Linked DNA regions of Homo sapiens: region 2 is linked to region 1. A link is an interaction called in ENCODE POLR2A ChIA-PET data of the cell type or tissue named here. Cell type or tissue: K562. All regions are shown on one strand. Each heading gives the region's core, and the rest is flanking DNA. Links, peaks and the distances in the headings are about the cores only. Region 1 overlaps LOC105378269 (a long non-coding RNA gene). Region 2 overlaps HNRNPF (heterogeneous nuclear ribonucleoprotein F).

Region 1 (5,373 bases), core at 225-5,224:
ATAAATCGATAGATATTTCATGTGCAAGGATAGCAAGACTCAGTATTGTTAAGACGTTAATACTCCCCTTCTTGATCTATAGATTCAACACAATTCCAATCAAAATTCTAGCAGGTTATTTTGTGGATATCAACACATTTATTCTAAAGCTTACATGAAGAGGCAAAAGACTCAGAGTAGTCAAAATGCTGAAGAATGACAACTCAGAGGACTGACACTACCCAACTTTAAGACTTACTATCCAGCTAAATAATTGAGATAACATGGCATTAGTGAAAGAACAGGCAGATTGATCAGTGGTTCCAAAGAGTGAGCCCAGAAATTGACCTAGGCAAATATAGTCAGCTGAGCTTTGACAAAGAAGCAAAGGCAATTAAATGAAGGAATATAGTCTCTTCAACAAGTGGTGCTTAAAAACTGAACATCCATGTACAAAAAAAAAAAGAATCTAAGCTCAGACTTTACACCCTTCTCAAAAATTAAAACTCAAAATGGATCAAAGATCTAAATGTAGAATGCAGAATCACAAAGGACAGAAAACCAAACACCGCATGTTCTCACTCATAGGTGGGAATTGAACAATGAGAACGCTTGGACACCAGGGACGGGGAACATCACACACCGGGGCCTGTCATGGGGTGGGGGGATGGGGGAGAGATAGCATTAGCAGAGATGCCTAATGTAAATGACGAGTTAATGGGTGCAGCAAACCAACATGGCACATGTATACATATGTAACAAACCTGCACATTGTGCACATGTACCCTAGAACTTAAAGTATAATAATAATTTAAAAAAATCTAGAAGATCAAAGGAGAAAATCCAGGTGGCCTTGGGTTTGGTGATGTGTTTTCAGATACAGCTAAGGGCAGGTGCAGTGGCTTACACCTGTAATCCCAGCACTTTGGGAAGCCGAGGCGGGCAGATAGCTAGAACTCAGGAGTTTGAGGCCAGCCTGGGCAACATGGTGAAACCTCATCTCTACCAAAAATACAAAAAATTAGCAGGTGTGGTGGTACGCATCTGTGGTGCCAGCTACTTGGGAGGCTAATGGGGGAGCATTGCTTGAGCCTGGGAGGCAGAGGTTGCAGTGAGCTGAGATTGTGCCATGGCACTCTAGCCTGTGTGACAGAGTGAGACTCCATCTCTAAATAAATAAATAAGACACAACCAAAAGCACAATGCATGAAAGAAAAAAATTGGTAAGTTGGACTTTATTAAAGTTAAAAACTGTTATGAGAATGAAGATGGGAGCAAGAGATGGGGAAAATATTTCCAAAATACATATTTAATAAAGGACTTGTATCCAAAATATACAAGTCTTTTAAAACTCAACAATAAGAAAATGAGCAACATGATTAAAAAATACCAAAAGAGGCCGGGCGCGGTAGCTCACGCCTGTAATCCCAGCACTTTGGGAGACTGAGGTGGGCAGATCACAAGGTCAGGAGTTCGAGACCAGCCTGGCCAATATGGTGAAACCCCATCTCTACTAAAAATACAAAAATTAGCCAGGCATGGTGGGGCATGCCTGTCATCCCAGCTACTTGGGAGGCTGAGGCAGAAGAATTGCTTGAACCCAGGAGGCAGAGGTTGCAGATCGCACCACTGCAGTCCAGCCTGGTCAACATAGTGAGACTCCATCAAAAAAAAAAAGAAGAAAGAAAGAAAGAAAGAAAGAAAGAAAGAAAGAGAGAGAGAGAGAGAGAGAGAGAAGAGAAGAGAAGAGAAGAGAAGAGAAGAGAAGAGAAGAGAAGAGAAGAGAAGAGAAGAGAAGAGAAGAGAAGAGAAGAGAAGGGAAGAGCTACTTGGGCTGAACTAGGACGGTCGCTTGAGCCTGGGAGTTTGAGGCTGCAAGGGAGCCTTGATTGCACCACTGGGTGACAGAATGAGAACTGGTCTCAAAAAAAAAAAAAAGAAAAAAAAGAGAAATGAGCTATCAAACAATGAAAAGACATAGAGGATATCCAAATGCATATTGCTAGGGGAAAGAAGCCAGTCTGAAAAGGTTATATATAGTACAGATCCAACTATATAACATTCTGGAAAAGGCAAAACTATAGAGATGGTAGAAAGATCAGGGGTTGCCAGAAATTTTGGGGGAGGGGGATAGATGAGTGAAGTACAGGGGATTTTTAGGGTGGCAAGATTATTCTATATGAAATTGTAAAGGCGGATACCTTTATGCATTTGTCAAAACTCAGAGAATTGTACAACAGAGTGAACCTTAATGTGAAGTATAGACGATAGTTATTTATAATGTGTCAATAATGGTTCATTCATTTTAACATATGTACCACCACAATCCAAGACGTTAACAATAGAGGAAACAGGCAGGGAAGTGGGGTGAGCAGATGGAATTCTGTACCACATGCTGGACTGGTCTGTAAATCTAAAACTGGACTAAAATATGAAGCATTTGACTGCTTAAAATACTCAGCTGATGAGCTCAACAATAGAATGGAGGTAACAAGAAAAGAATTGGTAAACTCGAAGATAGAGCAATATGAACAATGGAGAGAAAACAGGCTGTAAAAACGAACTTCAGGACCTGTGGGATCCACATGGAATACCTGACATTCCTGCCATTGCAGTCACAGAAGGAGAGTACAAAGAGGTGGTCCTCGAAACATATTTGAAGAAATCATGACCAAAAACTTACCAACTCTGGCAAAAGACAAAGCTATAGACTTAAGAAGCTTAGCTTAGTGACCACCAAACAGGATGAACACAAAGACATTCCAAGGGACATCATAGTTGAACTTCTGTAAACTTAAAGGCAAATAAAAAGTCTTGAAAGCTGTGAGAAAGAAATGACACCTCATCTATAAAGGGAAAACATCACAAGTGACAATAGATTTCTCATATGGAACTCTGAAGGCCAGAAGGAAGTGGCACATTTTTCCCCTTATTGAAAGAAAAAAAACCCCATCAAACAAAAATGCCCTGCAAGAATGGACAAATGGGCATTCTCAGATGAAGGAAAACTAAGAGAATTTGTCGCTAACAAACGCTCTCTTAAGAGTGGCTAAGCAGGCCGGGTGGTGGCTCATGCCGGTAATCCCAGCACTTTGGGAGGCCGAGGAGGGAGGATTGCTGGAGCCCAGGAGTTCAAGACCAGCCTGGGCGATGTAGCAAGACCCCATCTCTACTATTAAGAAAAAAGAAAATTAGCTGGGCGGTGGTGGACCGCACCTGTGGTCCAAACTACTCAGGAGGCTTAAGTGGGAGAATCACTTGAGCCCAGGAGTTTGAAGCTGCAGTGAGCCGAGATCTCATTACTGCACTCCAGCCTGGGCAGCAGAGCGAGATCCTATCTCAAAGGGAAAAAAAAGAAAAAAACAACAAACAATGGCTAAGCACAGTCGGCCGGGACCAGAGAATCTGGCTTCCTAAACCAAGAAGGCGGGCCAGCCCAGGACAGGCGGTGGGGAAGAGGCGCTGCCCAGGCAGGCGTCTCCCAGCAGGGCCGCCTGCGGGCGTCCATCCTCTGCGAGGCCCTTTGCCGGCCAATCGCGTGCTGTGGGGACCACAGAAGTCCCTCTCTGCTTGAGTGAGTGAACGCTACCAGCAACTGGTCTCCGTCCTCCAAAGCTGAGATGAGAGCCTCACAGCAAAAGCAGCAGCGTTAGCCCGTACATTTATTTAACGGAAGAGTTATTTATAGCAATGCACCAAAAACAAGCAGGTTGGTACTTTTTTTTTTTTTTTTTTTTTTTTTTTTTTTTTTTTTTTTTTTAGGTGGAGTCTTGTTCTGTCGCCAGGCTGGAGTGCAGTGGCGCGATCTCAGCTCACTGCAACCTCCGCCTCCCAGGTTCAAGCGATTCTCCTGCCTCAGCCTCCCAAGTAGCTGGGACTACAGGCGCCCGCCACCGTACCTGGCTAATTTTTTGTATTTTCAGTAGAGACGTGGTTTCGCCATGTTGGCCAAGATGGTCTCGATCTCTTGACCTCATGATCCACCCACCTCCGCCTCCCAAAGTGCTGGGATTACAGGACGCTGCAGGTTCAAGGCCAAGGCACTGGCCAGCCTTACGCCCGCGAGCTGGACCCGGCCCAGTCCTTGTTAGTCCTCAGCTCCTTCCCCGCCTCAGGAAAGTCGCGTCCTGGTCAGGAGGACCTGCCGACTGGTCTGCGCCCAGCTGCAGGTTGGTCCTTTCTGCTGCTGTTGTTGCTGCGGTCTCACCCAGAGTTGCCTCTCCTCGCCCCTGACAGAGCAGGGGCATCTCCATCTTGTACAAGCACCGCCATCTTAAAGTTCCCCTTGATCAAAAACTGCCTAAATCTAAAGGTCATCAGCCTGATGGCTACGGTCAGCATGACCATAAACCACAAATGACATCTCTGACCAGAAACATTGCAACCCTAAGATAAACCCCTCTCCGACCAGAGACATGCCAGCCCTGAGATAACATCCCCTCCCGCGGGAGACATTCCAACCCTGCCATAAACTTCTCCCCCACACAGAAACACTTCAAATCTGTGATAAGCTCTCTCACCCTAAAACACTCCTAGTCTGTAAGACAGAATGCTCCTGACAGAAATAGGCTAGAAGCCCCTCAGGTTTATTCTCCAAAATAAACCTGTCTTTGACTGTTGAGCCACTTTTCATGTTTCTTTCCTTTCTTTAACTCTTACAGCCCCCTCGCCCTAAGGACACAGTGTGGGCTGTTGCAGGTCCTCCTGACCAGGACGCGACTTCCCTGAGGCGGAGGAGGAGCTGAGGACGAACAAGGACTGGGCTGGGTCCAGCTGGTGGGCGTAGGGCTGGCCAGTGCCTTGGCCTTTAACCTGCAGCGTCCTGGGTCTCTTTGGCCCAGCCAGTCGTGAGGACTGTGGCCCAGGATGCTGCCGAACAGTGAGGGTGCCCATTGTGGACTGGAATCCAGCTAGCTATTCCTCATTCGAGACCCCATAGAACCCCACAAACATGATTGGGGTTGACATGGATTTTGAATATTAAAGTTACATGAGATTTCTGAACTTGAGTGTCATGGAGCAAATTTCAAACGTGGTGTGTGTGTGTGTGTTTGTGTCACACTTAAGAGACAAATTACAAGACAGGACACCGAGTCCTTCACCCGCCTGCAGTCCAGCCTTGCAAGCCGTGGGGGCATGGCCTTCCACTGGGGGCGTGGCCTCCTGGCGCGGGCGTGGCAGGGCAGCACAGCCTGGCTGAGGAAAGCACAAATCCTGCTCTGCAACTGCTGGCTCCGTGGCCTTGGGAAGTCAGCACCAACTCCCCAGGGTTTTTGAGGAGGTGGTGTGACTTAGTGACTGCAAATGCAAGGCGTGCCTTGCCTTCCACTGAACATGCGCAGTGTTGGCGCTGTTTTACTGTTTTCTTCATTGCTTGCACTTTTGACTTTCACT
Region 2 (5,373 bases), core at 278-5,277, 620 kb after region 1:
TGAAACCCTGTCTCTACTAAAAATATGAAAATTAGCCAGGTGTGGTGGTGGGTGCCTGTAATCCCAGCTACTTGGGAGGCGGAGACAGAAGAATCGCTTGAACCTGGGAGACGGAGATTACGGTGAGCTGAGATCGCGCCACTGCACTCCAGCCTGGGCAACAGAACGAGACTCCGTCTCAAAAAAAAAAAAAGAAAGAAAAAGAAAAGAAAGGTAACTAGCCCTCTCCTGCAGAAAACGTGGCCTTGATTCAGAACACTCAGAGTTTCAGGGTTTGGCCTGAGTGTTTACTGAGACTTATCAGAGGTGCCACATGAAATCATTTAGGAACACAGGTACCTCTTTGATGGGGCCTATGCTGTCATTTGTAGCAGATGGCAGAGGAGCTGGTGGAGTCCTTGCATCCTTCTGGTCACCTGATAATTAGCAGGAGTAGTATTTCCTTTTTTTTTTTGAGACAGGGTCTCACTGTCATCCAGGCTGAGGTGCAGTGGTGCAATCTTGGCTCACTGCAACCTCCGCCACCTGGGCTCAAGCGATCCTCCCACCTCAGCCTCCCAAGTAGCTGGCCTACAGGTGTGAGCCACCATGCCCGAGTAATTTTTGTATTTTTTGTAGAGTCGAGTGTCTTGCCATGTTGCCCAAGCTGCTCAAACTCCTCAGCTTGGCCGGGCACACTGGCTCACACCTGTAATCCCAGCACTTTGGGAGGCCGAGGTGGGTGGATCACCTGAGGTCCAGAGTTCAAGACCACCCTGGCCAACATGGTAAAACCCCATCTCTACTAAAAATACAAAAATTATCTGGGCGTGGTGACACCCACCTGTAATCCCAGCTACTCAGGAAGCTGAGGCAGAATCGCTTGAACTGGGGAGGTGGAGGTTGCAATGAGCCGAGATCGCACCACCGCACTCTAGCCTGGGTGAGTGAGACTCCGTCTTTAAAAAAAAACAAAAAAAAACAACTCCTCAGCTCAAGCAGTCCACCTGCCTCAGCCTCCCAAAGTGCTGGCATTACAGGTGTGAGCCACTGCGCCAGGCCTCAGGGTATTTTCAAGGGTCAAAGCAGCTTTCTCCAAAATCCAAAAACTACTACCCAAAATTATGCCTCTTTCAACACCCGGCATTTTTAGTGACTCAAGGGATGAAAATTCTTATCAGGCCCTTACTTGCTTACACATTAACCACTCGCTTTTTGCCCAGTATTCCTTGTTCCCATAATGAAATTATGAACTGCTGAAATACTGTTCCTTGTGAAGGAGGGGATAACTTCAGGGCCATAAAAAAATTTTGCAGAAGTAATGAATGTCTTTAAACACACTGCGACCAGCTGCAGACACCCAGAAGTCTGGTTATTCAAGACACTATGTGAGACTAAAGAAACACAGACTTTTCCCCCCTCGGTTCTCTGAAACTGCCCCTCCCTTAGTCTCTAGCTGTGTAAAAACTCCCCATGCCTGGCATGGTGGCTTATGCCTATAATCCCAGCACTTTGGAAGGCCGAGGCTGTAGTGTACTATGTCGATTGGGTATCTGCAGCAAGTTCGGCCTCGCTATGACCTCCCAGGAGTGGAGGACCACCACGTTGCCTAAGGAGGGGTGAACTGGCCCAGGTTGAAAACGGAGGTCAAAACTTCCATGCTGAGGCTGTGCGCGGTGGCTCACGCTTATAACCCCAGCACTTTGAGACTCTCTCAAAGTCACTGCACTCCAGCCTGGGTGATATAGGGAGACCCCCATCTCTAAAAAAACAAAACAAACAAAAAAACTCCACGCTGCTTCTTTTTGTTAAGGCAGATTTCTCACCTTGGCCAAATCAAATAAACCTTTATCTCCAAGCACCTTTGTCTTGGTGTTTGGCATCAGCTACACATCAGGTACGCAAGCCTGAATTTGGGGTTCTACAACATAACAAGATGCAGTATCTTGACTTTTACCTTGCAGGGAATGCCCTAGTCATGCCCAAGGCCACAGGTTGAAAAACATTTCCTGTAGTGTCAGTAAATATTTTAGGTTTTGTGGGCCATGTGGTCTCTGATACAACTACCCATCTCTCTGCCTGCTGTAGTACCTGGGCAGCCATGGACAGTATTAACAAATGGGCACGGCTGTGTGTAGCAACAAATGGGCATGGCTGGGTGCCATGGTGCATGCCTGAAATCTTAGAACTTTGGGAGGCTGAAGAATACAGATCACTTGAGCTGAGGAGTTCAAGACCAGTCTGGGCAACATAGTGAGACCCCATCTCTACAAAAAATACAGAAATCAGCCGGGCATAGCGGTGTGCGCCTCCAGTCCCAGCTACTTGAGAGGCTGAGGTGGGAGGATAACTTGAGCACGGGAGGCTGACACTGCAGTGAGCCAATATCATGCCACTAGACTCCAGCCTGGGCATCAGAGAGAGACTTGTCCCTCCCCAACAAAAGTTAACAATCCTGGAGCAAGGGGATGTTTTGCTGTCCATGTTATGTTGTTACCTTGGGATGTCAGGTCATCTAACACATTCCCTTTCCCATCCCCTGGAGCCCTTTCCACCCATGCATCCTAAATCTAGCATAGACTTCCAGGGTTGTGAAGGTACTCTTTGAATCTCCACCACTCTACGAAATCTGAGGTCTCATCTTCATGGCATTCCAGCCCCATTTCCAGCGGAAACTCCACCTGTTTCTGTGGGTCTCCCTCACCTACAGGCCTCTCCTTCCCCATGCAGTGCTGACACTTGAAGCATGGTAGGCCCATGGGTGGGCAGAGATCCCAGATCAGGGTTACAGCAAGGACAGTTCTCCCTAGGTTTCCCCCATGCCAGTCTTCCGAGTGCCTCTTTCTGCGTCCCTGTACCCTGCCATTCCTGGTGATGCTGCTGCCCTCACATCAGGCCATCCAAGCATGCAGAACATAAGCATGCAGAACACTGGAACGAAGGGCTGTACCTAAGGTGAGCCTCTGAAGCCCAATGAGGCTAGAAAAGGCTGAAGACTTCACAGACCTAATTTTTAATGCAGCTCTCAGGGGTTTTACCAAGAGCATTTATTTACTCTTTAAGATACTAATGAAGACCCTTAATATTGGTAAAATCATAACATATAGGTTACATTATACAGCTAGTGAAGTGGGAAAATAAAGTTGAAGAATTCCCAATGGTAGATAGCATTTTTGCACAGAATGGTTTTAAATAAACTCCACATTTTAAAGTCCTGATGGTTTGTATTTAGCATAAGGTTTAAAATGATAGTAATACTGTATGCTATATATAGAGCTGCCTGAATTTCAACATTGCTGTTGCCAAGGTAGATAGCAATTTGAAAATGGGTCTCAAGCTTGATAATGTGTATCCTGTCATAACCTAATTAACAAATGCGCCCTACAGAAATCAGGAGCGTGACCAAAAAAAAAAGTTTAAATCAGCATTTTATAAAAACTAGAAACAAAATAATTGCTTTCACAATGTAGTACTTGAAACTAAAGTTCTCCAGCTATCAACAGATGTGACTCCAGCATCAAGGGCCTAGCAGGAAAATTCTGAATGGTTTACAACAGTGCACATAAGTTGCAGGTGGCTGGGGCCGTGTGTCTATTTGATGCTTCCCAGAATGTGTGCTGCTAGTCACCATTTCCACCATTCACATATTTAACATTTTTATTAGACTTTTATTTAGCCTCATCATAAGAATATAAGGGAGATCATAGATTTGATGTATGAAATTTTTAAATTCACACTAAAATACATTACGATTAAAATGAATTATCTTCAACCACCCGTTTTGCTATCTTTTGCTGAGTAATCTGTGCCAGTCATTGTGAAAAAGTCTTTATTTTAAGAAAAAAATTTAGTTAACAAAAAATTTAACAAGTTTCACTTAGCAAAATACACCCAAAAGGAAATCACAGTACAAAGAAAGTTTTAAGTCAAGGCCTCACCAATTCCTACAGTATTAGTATTGTGTCTCAATTCTCAAAACTAACTTTTAAAAAGCTTAAACTTAACCTAAAGGATTTTAAATGAAAATATAAACTAGAATGAACAAACATGAGAAATATTTCTTTGAATCAGGGAGCTAGCACCTTTGAGTTTTCCAAAAAAGCACGTCTCCCCAGTGTGTTCACTGTGATGTGGTGTAAAAGATCCACATTTAACATACTTAAACTACTTAAACTTAGATAACATCACTCTGAAGTATACTACCAAAATGTTAATTGAGAAAAGCTGAAAATAGTTTTAGTTTACTCATTATCACATGCTAGAAGAAAATTTTGCATGAGAAAACACTGAAGAGGTAATTTTTTAATCCAGATTTTTCACAAACTCATGGTGCAAAATGGGTCCCCCAGCTTCCTCTATTATAACTGCTCTTAATTGCTTGTTGGCTGCCTGTGAAAATGATTGAAGTAACTCAAATGTTCCTAACAAAACTAGTCATAGCCACCCATGCTGTTCTGCCCACTGTAGCCGGCCCCGTAACAGCCACTCACTGACTGGCTCTCCAGGCCACTGTAAGTGGCCTGGGCAGCAGACACCCCCATGCCTTGCATCACCTGGCTGCTATACGCCCCATTGCTGGCCCCTGTTGTTGAATTCAAGAAGAGTTCTATATATCTGTGCTGCATATTGGCCCTGTCTTTGGACATAGCTGCCACAGCTTCTTCATGAGTAGCAAACTCAACATCTGCTTCACCCGTCACTCTTCCATCTGGGCCAATCTCAATATGGACTCTCACAGGGTTGAGAGGAGAGAAGAAGTTGTAAATGTCGTTCTCGGTCGCTTTGTACGGCAGGCCCCTCATGTGGACACAGTGGCCTGTGGTGCTCTGCACTGTGAACTCACTGTCGCCGTATCTGTGGTCATACATTCCGGAGAGACAGTAGCTGAGGTCTCTCCCGAACAGGTCGGTGGTGAAGCCGTAGCCATCACTGAGGCCACTGTACTCCTCGTAGCCCCCGTAGCCTGTGCTGTAGGCACCAGGCCTCATCCTTTCCAGGCCTGCCTGCTTCACGATGCCAATGTACCTCCTGGCAGTCCCGGGCCGGTCATAGGGCCCTGGCCGCTGCACGGACATGAACTTCAGAGGGGGATCTGAGTATGACCTAACTTCCTCCTGGCTGCTCTTAAACACCTCAATGTACCTGTGCCCTATCCTCTCCTTGTGTTTCCCTAGAGCCTTCTCAGCTAACTCCTGCGAGGCAAACTGCACGAACGCTTCCCCTGTAATCTTGCCTTCGGGGTCCACAGGCAATGTGATCCCGTTTGGCACAATTTCCAACCCTGAGAAGAACTGAACAATTTCTTCCTTTGTGCATCCAAATGGGAGTCCTCGAAGCCGCACGAAGCCATCGTTGGCGCTGTCGGCACTGTTGGGACCACTGTGCTTCAACACC

The links. Peaks named below come from ENCODE experiments on the same cell type or tissue, not always from the same donor. Only the 100,000 strongest peaks of a DNase experiment are listed, where the experiment ranks them.
Region 2: POLR2A ChIA-PET joins it to region 1 with 6 read pairs; 1 of 35 experiments calls an interaction of 5 or more read pairs at or near these places.

The regions. Positions count from the first base shown.
Region 1 is chr10:42,764,639-42,770,011 of GRCh38, forward strand. It overlaps LOC105378269 (a long non-coding RNA gene), which reads left to right. Exons shown (of 2, transcript NR_134498.1): 2 at 4,641-4,983. Among named protein-coding and RNA genes, the nearest start is that of BMS1, 15 kb to the right of the region's middle. RefSeq lists enhancers at 4,664-5,164, 5,165-5,373. In K562, for the core only: no CTCF peak of the experiment used is centred there; DNase peaks (open chromatin) are centred at 4,373 and 5,133; H3K4me3 peaks cover 574 bases; H3K27me3 peaks cover 613 bases.
Region 2 is chr10:43,382,228-43,387,600 of GRCh38, forward strand. HNRNPF (heterogeneous nuclear ribonucleoprotein F) reads right to left here. Exons shown (of 4, transcript NM_001098204.2): 4 at 3,391-5,373. The coding sequence ends at 4,410. Among named protein-coding and RNA genes, the nearest start is that of FXYD4, 13 kb to the left of the region's middle. RefSeq lists enhancers at 2,383-2,532, 2,553-2,632, 2,683-2,762, 4,500-5,001, 5,002-5,373. In K562, for the core only: no CTCF peak of the experiment used is centred there; a DNase peak (open chromatin) is centred at 2,701.